2 separate regions of the Homo sapiens genome follow, and region 2 is linked to region 1. A link is a loop called in an ENCODE intact Hi-C map of the cell type or tissue named here. Cell type or tissue: GM12878. All regions are shown on one strand.

What was found. Peaks named below come from ENCODE experiments on the same cell type or tissue, not always from the same donor. Only the 100,000 strongest peaks of a DNase experiment are listed, where the experiment ranks them.
Region 2: it touches region 1 in a loop (3-fold over the local background); 1 of 110 quality-filtered maps calls a loop at or near these places.

What each region holds. Positions count from the first base shown.
Region 1 is chr4:10,619,874-10,624,873 of GRCh38, forward strand. All of the region lies in intron 2 of CLNK (cytokine dependent hematopoietic cell linker), which reads right to left. It overlaps LOC105374480 (a long non-coding RNA gene), which reads left to right and starts at 1,175. Exons shown (of 5, transcript XR_001741593.2): 1 at 1,175-1,279; 2 at 1,461-1,969; 3 at 2,927-2,977; 4 at 4,906-5,000. In GM12878, a CTCF peak has its summit at 3,033; a DNase peak (open chromatin) is centred at 3,078.
Region 2 is chr4:11,064,865-11,069,864 of GRCh38, forward strand. No RefSeq gene overlaps it. Among named protein-coding and RNA genes, the nearest start is that of MIR572, 300 kb to the right of the region's middle. RefSeq lists an enhancer at 1,112-1,758. In GM12878, no CTCF peak of the experiment used is centred here; no DNase peak of the experiment used is centred here; H3K4me3 peaks cover 489 bases.

The DNA of each region.
Region 1 (5,000 bases):
AAGAGGCTGCTACAGGCCAGACTCTTCTGCTTGGCTCAAAGCCCGGGGCGTTTTCCCATAATACTCTGTGTTAATCGCTGGTGGGTTTCAATGGTACAGAAAGAGGGAACCTCAATCACCAACCCCTGTTTTCTTTTCACACAAGAATGTGAGAAATCTGTAGACTGGATAGTCCCTTCCTTTCTCTGCTCTTCACGGCCAAGTGAGAAATTCTGCGCATCAAGAAAAGGGGAGAGAACTGAGCATGCGTCTCCTCTTAGACGCATCCTCCTCCCTTTCCTCAGAGCCTAAGCACTCACATCTCCTCGTTGTGAAAATGAAGGATTTGAATCTGGAAACGGGAAGCTGTGCACTCCAATCACATGATCCGTAGTAGCCGTAACTAACTTCGTTCCCGAGATGCACCATTTTACTAGGAGGCTGTTGCTTCATTTGGAACCCATTGCTTTGTCCTTTTCAGAGAGGTTTTGTCACCCAGAGGATCCATGTCAACACCAATGCCAGAAACCCACCTATCCTAAAGTCACCTCACTCAGGCACTGACTTAACTGTCAAACAATCGTCACTGATTTTATCTAAGCCACTCAGTAGGACTCCCTCTAACCAAACTGTCCCATCCCCTTGCATTTTTCTTTAAAGGTGCCATTCATTCCTCCAAGAGCATGCAGCATCTCATATCCGTAAGGTTTCTCATGCCTAGGCTGCAGGGCTCCCTGACACTTCCAGAGGCAATTTGTTCTTACTCTGCTCTCAAAACCGAGACCCAGTTCTGCCTTCTTTAGCGTGGGGTGCCTGCCTGCACCTGTTCTATGGCTCCTAATTCTCCTGGTGCTCTGTGTTTACTTCTCTTATAATGTTGACAGTACAGTGATGTAACTTCTGGCTTGCTTGACTGCCATTTTACAGATGAAGAAGCTGAGGCTGAGGAGGGTAAAAACTCTACCTCAGGCTGGGCGCGGTGGCTCACACCTGTAATCCCAGCACTTTGGGAGGCTGAGGCAGGCAGATCACAAGGTCAGGAGATCAAGACAATCCTGGCTAACATGGTGAAGCCCCGTCTCTACTAAAAATACAAAAAAAAAAAAAATTAGCCCGGCGTAGTGGTGGGCACCTGTAGTCCCAGCTGCTCAGGAGGCTGAGGCAGGATAATGGCGTGAACCCGGGAGACAGAGCTTGCAGTGAGCCGAGATCATGCCTGGGTGACAGAGCGAGACTCCGTCTCGAAAACAGAAAAACAAGAAACCAAAAAGCCCTACCTCAGTACCTCAGTCACCAAGAGGTAAGTGGCCGCTGCAGGCCAGACACTTCTGTTTGGCTCAAAGCCCAGGACGTTTTTCCACAGTATGTCCTTGAAACGCGATAGAAGTGTCTTCCTGGAGAGGGCAGAATGGTAACAGGACACCTCAGACAGGGGGATTCTTGAGGGCAGGGACTGTATTTTATTTGTCTTCTAATTGCAGCCCCAAGCAGAGTTACCGGAAGATAGCTGACATGTATTAAATGTTTGTGGAATAAGGAATACATGAAGAAGTCTATCATTCAATCAAAGAAAACTAAGTATCATTGGAGGTCTTTCCATTTTGGGGTCCAGTGGGTGTCCTTTGAGTCAAGAGCATGATCTTCAATAGACTTGGGGCCAGAAATGTGACATGTGTCTGAATCCAATCAGATCCAGTTAAGATCCACAAATGCTAGTCACTGGAATCTGCAGCCCTTGAATTAATTCTGTCCTTAGATTTGATAAGCCAATGTCAGATTTATTGTTGTTATTTATTATTCTGTCCCTCCAGGATGACATTAGGAACATACTGTCAAGAAAAGGATGATGCGTGTGCTGCAAAATGCAGGACAATTCACTTTCCAGGTGGGGTCTGGGGCCTGTGGCTTCTCTGTGAACTTTCTTTGTGTGCTGTGGAATATTTTCCAGCTGCAGCCTATTGTCCTGTGATTAGACTCTGGGGCTCCACAGGTAAGAGATGAACAATTCTAAGGGTAATTGAACACTCCACAAATTTTCACAGTGGATCAGCACTGTGCCATTTAGCCCAGGTATTTCTGTGATTGCGATGCTGAGAAAATGTACACCGTTAAGTGGTTGTCAAATCACTCTTTCATCTGAGCAAAACAGGACTTGTTATTTGCAGTCTAGGTCATAAAAGCAAGTGGTTTGGGGAAAATGGCTGCTTAGAGACTAAGAAAAAAGTTTTTGTTTGGAAATTTGAGTTCTTAAAATCCAGGCATCAAAGATTTCAAGGAGTAGAAAATACTTAAAAGTCTTTGCATTCTCTTCCCCTTTATTTGGTAAATACCATATAGATTGTTAGGGGCATAGCCAGCCTGGAACCAGGAGTTATAATGATATTATTCCCATTATACTGATGGAGAAATTGAGGCTTGTGGTCATATAGTTTTAAAGGAGGGACTCTGGGAGGCAAACTTGGGTCACCTGATTTCAAGCCTTATGTTTTCTCCAGACAAGTATGTCACTTTGTTTATTCTTGGGTTCGTTTAAAAATGCAAAAGAAATGTCATGCTCCTTTGAGAGCTTACAATTCATGACGGGATGTGACAGGCTACAACAACTCATGGCTAACTGCAATAACAGGCATGAAAGCCCTGACCAAGGAAAGAAGGTCTTTGCCCAACCTTGGTTGAAACAGTATAGGACAGAAAGGGGGCACCCACACCATCTGGAAGTTTTCACCAGTTCTTTGTCAAGAAAGAACATAATTTTGGTATTAAAACTTGTCATGGTTTGGTGGAAGGAACAACAGTACAAATGCATACCAAATTCATACTATGAAATTTGCCCATTTTGAGTATATAACATTGATTTTTATTATGAAAATATCTTAGTCAGCTTGGGCTGCTATAACCGAATAGCATGGACTGGGTGGTTTGAATAATAAACATTTATTTCTCACAGTTCTGGTGGCTGGAAGTCCAAGATCAGGATGCCAGCATGGTCAAGTTCTTGGTGAGGGCTCCCTTCCTGGCTTACAAACAGCCACTTCCTTACTTGGTAGAGAGAGGGAGCTCTGGCCCCTTCATCCCTTACAAGGACACTAATTTTCTTCAGAGGGGTTTCACCACCATGACCTCATCTGAGCCCATTTATGTCCCAAAGTCCCCACCTCTAAATACTATTGCATTGGGGATTAACTAGGGCTTCGATATGTCAATTTGGGGGAAACACTAATATTCAGTCCATAGCAGTAAATTATACCTTAATAAAGATTTTAAATATTAATTAAAAAATCTGCATTACCTACAGTTCTCATTCCAGAAAATGAGTCTCCCATTACTCAGTTGAGTCATTGATCAGCTTCATGAACTCCTGACTTAACAAATCCCTCTCTAGGTTTTTCGAGATGGATACCTGTGTTGGAGAGGGTTGACAGACCATTCTCTCCAAGATTCAGAGTATGTAAAATCAGAGAAGCAGCCGTCTTATAGGATGCTCTTTTAATAAAGCCTCATACATTTCTCTTTCAACAAATGTTTGTTGAGCATCTCCTCACTGCCTCTGGGTAATACAATACGGTGGCCAGAGTAAGAGCTCTGGAATCTGACTGTCTGGCTTCAAATTTCAGCCACTAACCTTGTAGATATGCAGCCTCTAAAGCTTAGGGAATGCCAGTACATGTTTCTAAGCCTCCAATTCCTCATCAATATATCAGGTGAAGGGCCAGCTTCTACTTCATTGGATAATTGAGAGGATTTAATAAGATGACGCCTGACAAATATTTAAATGAATTAGATGTATAAACAATATCTAAAGTAAGTTTTAGATACTAAGTGTTAACCACACAGGTGATAAAATACTTAAAAGTTTGTGCCCTGAACTGTAGGGACTCCTTGTTTAGAAGGGAAATAGGCAAATAAGCAATTTCAGTTCAGTGTGAAAAGTGCTCAGATAATGAAAAATACATTTGCTACAGAAGGAGAACCCAACCCTAGAAAACCTTCTGTGGAACTCTGAGTCAGGACAGTGATGTCTTCTCTTAAACGGTAAGAAATGTGCATGACTGAAGAAAGATAAGAAGTGTAGACTAGTGAAGAAAGGAAGAAAACATGTTAAATGTTACATGCAGCAAGGTACGTGTTTAACGTGAAACGTGAAACATACATTCCTGTGAAATGATGGTGTCCCAGTGACGGCAACAACCTAGAATTTTCTGAAAAGAACACTTTTCAGTTTCCCCATCTCTAGGTGGAAAAGCAAATAGCCCGAGTGTTTTAGGTTTACACAATCTAAACAATCCAGAGCATGTGAGCTGGAGGAATGCAGATGCTGGAATAGGTAAGCACTAGTGTGCTTTGCTGAACCCTCACCTCAAACCATGTTAAACAGTAGATATTTCATGAAGATAAGCAAGATAACCTCCAGCCATGTTAAACAGTAGATATTCCACAAAGATTAGTGTCCAGTAGTTTTTTGGTTTTTTTTTGAGACGGAGTCTCGCTCTGCTGCCCAGGCGCCATCTCGGCTCACTGCAAGCTCCGCCTCCTGGGTTCACGCCATTCTCCTGCCTCAGCCTCCCGAGTAGCTCGGACTATAGGCGCCCGCCACCACGCCCGGCTAATTTTTTGTATTTTTAATAGAGACGGGGTTTCACCGTGTTAGCCAGGATGGTCTCGATCTCCTGACCTCGTGATCTGCCTGCCTTAGCCTCCCAACGTGCTGGGATTACAGGCGTGAGCCACCGCGCCCGGCCAGTTTTTTTTTTTTTTTTTTTTTTTTTAAACTTATTTGATAGCAAATACAGCAGGTGTATTTCCTGCAGGACTTCTCAGGATGTCTCAGGATCTCTAAGATGCCAAGAAGCATCATGAAACTCAAGAGAGTTTGAGCTGCTTCCCATAGTATTTGGTTATGAAACAACTCATTTTATTCTTTTGCAGAATCTTGATGACTAGCATTTGGAGGAACACACCTTGGGAAATGGTGATTCTGTCCAAACTTTTTGTGTTATGGCTGTGAGAAATAGACTTACAGA
Region 2 (5,000 bases), 440 kb after region 1:
TATCCAATTTGCCAGTCTGTGTCTTTTAATTGGAGCATTTAGTCCATTTACATTTAAAGTTAGTATTGTTATGTGTGAATTTGATCCTGTCATTATGATGTTAGCTGGTTATTTTGCTCGTTAGTTGATGCAGTTTCTTCCTAGTCTCGATGGTCTTTACATTTTGGCATGATTTTGCAGCGGCTGGTACTGGTTGTTCCTTTCCATGTTTAGTGCTTCCTTCAGGAGCTCTTGTAAGGCAGGCCTGGTGGTGACAAAATCTCTCAGCATTTGCTTGTCTGTAAAGTATTTTATTTCTCCTTCACTTATGAAGCTTAGTTTGGCTGGATATGAAATTCTGGGTTGAAAATTCTTTTCTTTAAGAATGTTGAATATTGGCCCCCACTCTCTTCTGGCTTGTAGGGTTTCTGCCGAGAGATCTGCTGTTAGTCTGATGGGCTTCCCTTTGAGGGTAACCCGACCTTTCTCTCTGGCTGCCCTTAACATTTTTTCCTTCATTTCAACTTTGGTGAATCTGACAATTATGTGTCTTGGAGTTGCTCTTCTCGAGGAGTATATTTGTGGTGTTATCTGTATTTCCTGAATCTGAACGTTGGCCTGCCTTGCTAGATTGGGGAAGTTCTCCTGGATAATATCCTGCAGAGTGTTTTCCAACTTGGTTCCATTCTCCCCATCACTTTCAGGTACACCAATCAGACGTAGATTTGGTCTTTTCACATAGTCCCATATTTCTTGGAGGCTTTGCTCATTTCTTTTTATTCTTTTTTCTCTAAACTTCGCTTCTCACTTCATTTCATTCATTTCATCTTCCATCGCTGATACCCTTTCTTCCAGTTGATCGCATCGGCTCCTGAGGCTTCTGCATTCTTCACATAGTTCTCGAGCCTTGGTTTTCAGCTCCATCAGCTCCTTTAAGCACTTCTCTGTATTGGTTATTCTAGTTATACATTCTTCTAAATTTTTTTCAAAGTTTTCAACTTCTTTGCCTTTGGTTCGAATGTCCTCCCGTAGCTCAGAGTAATTTGATCGTCTGAAGCCTTCTTCTCTCAGCTCGTCAAAGTCATTCTCCATCCAGCTTTGTTCCGTTGCTGGTGAGGAACTGCGTTCCTTTGGAGGAAGAGAGGCGCTCTGCTTTTTAGAGTTTCCAGTTTTTCTGTTCTGTTTTTTCCCCATCTTTGTGGTTTTATCTACTTTTGGTCTTTGATGATGGTGATGTCCAGATGGGTTTTTGGTGTGGATGTCCTTTCTGTTTGTTAGTTTTCCTTCTAACAGAGAGGACCCTCAGCTGCAGGTCTGTTGGAATACCCTGCCGTGTGAGGTGTCAGTGTGCCCCTGCTGGGGGGTGCCTCCCAGTTAGGCTGCCCGGGGGTCAGGGGTCAGGGATCAGGGACCCACTTGAGGAGGCAGTCTGCCCATTCTCCGATCTCCAGCTGCGTGCTGGGAGAACCACTGCTCTCTTCAAAGCTGTCAGACAGGGACATTTAAGTCTGCAGAGGTTACTGCTGTCTTTTTGTTAGTCTGTGCCCTGCCCCCAGAGGTGGAGCCTACAGAGGCAGGCAGGCCTCCTTGAGCTGTGGTGGGCTCCACCCAGTTGGAGCTTCCTGGCTGCTTTGTTTACCTAATCAAGCCTGGGCAATGGCAGGCGCCCCTCCCCCAGCCTTGCTGCCGCCTTGCAGTTTGATCTCAGACTGCTGTGCTAGCAATCAGCGAGACTCCGTGGGTGTAGGACCCTCCGAGCCAGGTGCGGGATATAATCTTGTGGTGCTCCGTTTTTTAAGCCCGTTGGAAAAGCGCAGTATTCGGGGGGAGTGACCCGATTTTCCAGGTGCCGTCTGTCACCCCTTTCTTTGACTCAGAAAGGGAACTCACTGACCCCTTGCACTTCCCAAGTGAGGCAATGCCTCGCCCTGCTTCGGCTCGCGCACAGTGCGCGCACCCACTGACCTGTGCCTGCTGTCTGGCACTTCCTAGTGAGATGAACCCGGTACCTACGATGGAAGTGCAGAAGTCACCCGTCTTCTGCGTCGCTCACGCTGGGAGCTGTAGACCAGAGCTGTTCCTATTCGGCCATCTTCAAAAGTAAGTTTTTAAAAAACCTGCATGCGATACAATAAGATTTCTATAAATAAGGATATTGGAATAAAGGTAAAATACAGCTGGAATGCTAGGGTTTAGGTAGAGACATTTAGGTAGTAGAATGCACCCCCTAAAGCCCTATAATTTTTACCTTGTTCTGAGCTTCCTGAGAACTAAAGAAAAGTAAGACAGGGTTGGTTATATGATTCATGTCATCTATAAGCTAAAAATAAATCAGTTGATCTCCACAGTGGAGATCAAGATTGCATTAGATTAGGTCTGCCATGACAAAGTACCACAAACTGGGTGGCTCCAAACAGTAGAAGTGTATTTTATCACAATTCTGGAGGCTAAAGCTCTGAAAGCAAGATGTTGGGAAAACCAAGCTCTCTCTGAAATTTGCAGTGGAGAATCCTTCCTTGTCTCTTTTTAGCTGCTGGTGGTTCTTGGCATCCCTTGGCTTGTAGAAGCATCATCCCACTCCCTCCTTCATCTTCACATGATGTTCTCATTGCAGGTGTCCACATTTTCTCTTTTTACAATAACACTGGTTATTTTGGACTAGAGGCCCACCCTACTTCAGCATGTCTCCCTCTTAATTAATTACATCTGCAATGACCCTGTTTCCAAATAAAATCACATTCTGAGGTATTGGAGGTTAGAACTTCAAAGTGTGGGAACAATTTTTAACCCATGACAAGGATTAAGAAGGTTATGAGTGTAGGCTATGAGGCCAGACTGTCTTGCTGAAATCCAGACTCTAATACTTCTTAGCTGTGTGACCTCAGACAGTTTACTTCACCTCTCTGTGTCTTCATCTCCTAATTTGTAAAATGACATTCTTAAGGACATTTAACTCATGGATTTTTGTGAGAACTAACTGAAATAATATATGTAAAGTGATTGAAAAGTTGCTTAACACATAGAATGCACTCTATTCGCATCACACAGGTTGATAAAGACCAGGGGTCATTTCCAAGTTCATACTGCTACTGTGTGGTAAAAATGCATTTTGGGCCTTGGGCTTTCTCAGTGTAAACAAATGTATTTTCCTTTATATTCCAGCTTAGTTGATTGCTTTTGATATATTAGAATACATATGTATTCTAATTATATCTATATTATAAATATAGATATTTTAAAGACTGATGAAAGAAGAGAAGGAAAGAAAAAGGAAGGGAAAGAAGGAAGGAAGGAAGGAAGGAAAGAAAGAAAGAAAGAAAGAAAGAAAGAAAGAAAGAAAGAAAGAAAGAAAAAATGAAAGAAAGAAAGGAAGGAAGGAAAAGAAAGAAAGACAGAAGAAAGAAAGAAAAAGAAAGAAGAAAGAAAGAAAGAAAACTAGTTCCTTAAGAAAGTAGTGAATTGAATAAAGGCAGTTGTAAAATTAGCGCCAAAAGTAGTTGAACTATTGGTAAAAGACAATTAACCACCAACACACTACATAATCTGAAACTCTTGAGAATGGCTATTTTTTTTTCTGCTTTGTTCACTAATAAATTCTTGCTACTCAGAACAATGCCTGGCACAAAATAGATACCTAAGAAATATGTACTGAGCCCTGAATGTAAATGTGGAACTACTTTACAAATGGGCATATGCTTTAATCAAGAAATCTTGCTCTTAGTGATTTTCTTTAAGGAAACAATGAAAGCTAAGGAAAGGTTTAGTTATATTAATTTTTACTGAAGGATTGTATATAAAGCAAAAATGTTGGCAGCACCCTAAATGTACGTTAACAGGAAACAAGTTAAATAGATGACAGACCTGGAGTGATAAGATGGTATACCATCTCCAGCAGGGAAAATAATGGCTCCAAAGATGCCCCTGTCCTAATCTCCAGAACCCGTGACTTTGAAGATTTGATTAAGGTTAAAAAGCTTGAAACAGAGAAATTATCTTGGATTATGCAGGAGGGCCCAATCTAATTGCATATATCTCTAAAAGTGAAGAACGTTCCTGGGTGTGATCAGAGTAAGAGGTGATGGCGGAGGAAAGTCAGATAAATGCTACTTTGCTGGCCTTGAGGAAGGGGAAGGGGCATTAAGTCCGTTAATACAGATGGCCTCTAGAAACTAGAGAAGGCAAGGAGACAGATTCTTCCCTAGAGCTTCTGAAAGGAATGCAGCCCTGCTGACACGTTGATTTTAGCCCTGTGAGAACGATGTCAGATTCCTCACCCATAGGACTGTAAGAGAATAAATATATTTTTATTTAAGCCACGAAGTGTGTGGTCATTTGGTACAGCAGCAACAGGAAACTCATGCAGCATTCAAAGCTTTCTCATAACTAAGTAGGGCAGGAGCCTCACATAGATGCCTACAGCAGCCAAGCAGTTACATGCAATTGTGAGTCTGGACTATGATAAAACAGTAAATGATAAGCTTTTAAAATTGATACCAAGTCTGCCACATGCTGTCCAGTTACTTAGTCTGTCAAGATACTATGCAAAAAAACAGAAAAATAACTGTGAGCCATGCATCTCTAACCTCTACTGTAGTGGAAAATTTATGAGCATGAGCGAATGCTCACAATATATTTTTAAAGAAAAGTAGCTGCTTTTAAAATAGCAGATGCAGTAGAATTTTTTTTTAATCTTGTAATTGTATTTACATAGAAAAAGATTTGGAAGGATATGATCTCACACAGTAATCGTCTGGGAGGATAAGACAAGTTTTAATTTTTTTTGCTTCTCTGTATATTTTAATTTCTTTATAATGGGTGTATATCATTTTAAATATAAACTACAAGTTAAATAGAGAAAGGGGAGGTGAATCACCCCAACCTGGCAGAGTAGGCAGTGGACCAGCTTGCCTGACCTGACAATCTCAGTGTGAGCTGCATTCCAGGCTGTCACCAATTATTCCCTTCTCTCCTGGGTGCTGGTGACAATTGCTTTTGGTGCCATTTCAGCCATGCCTTATTCA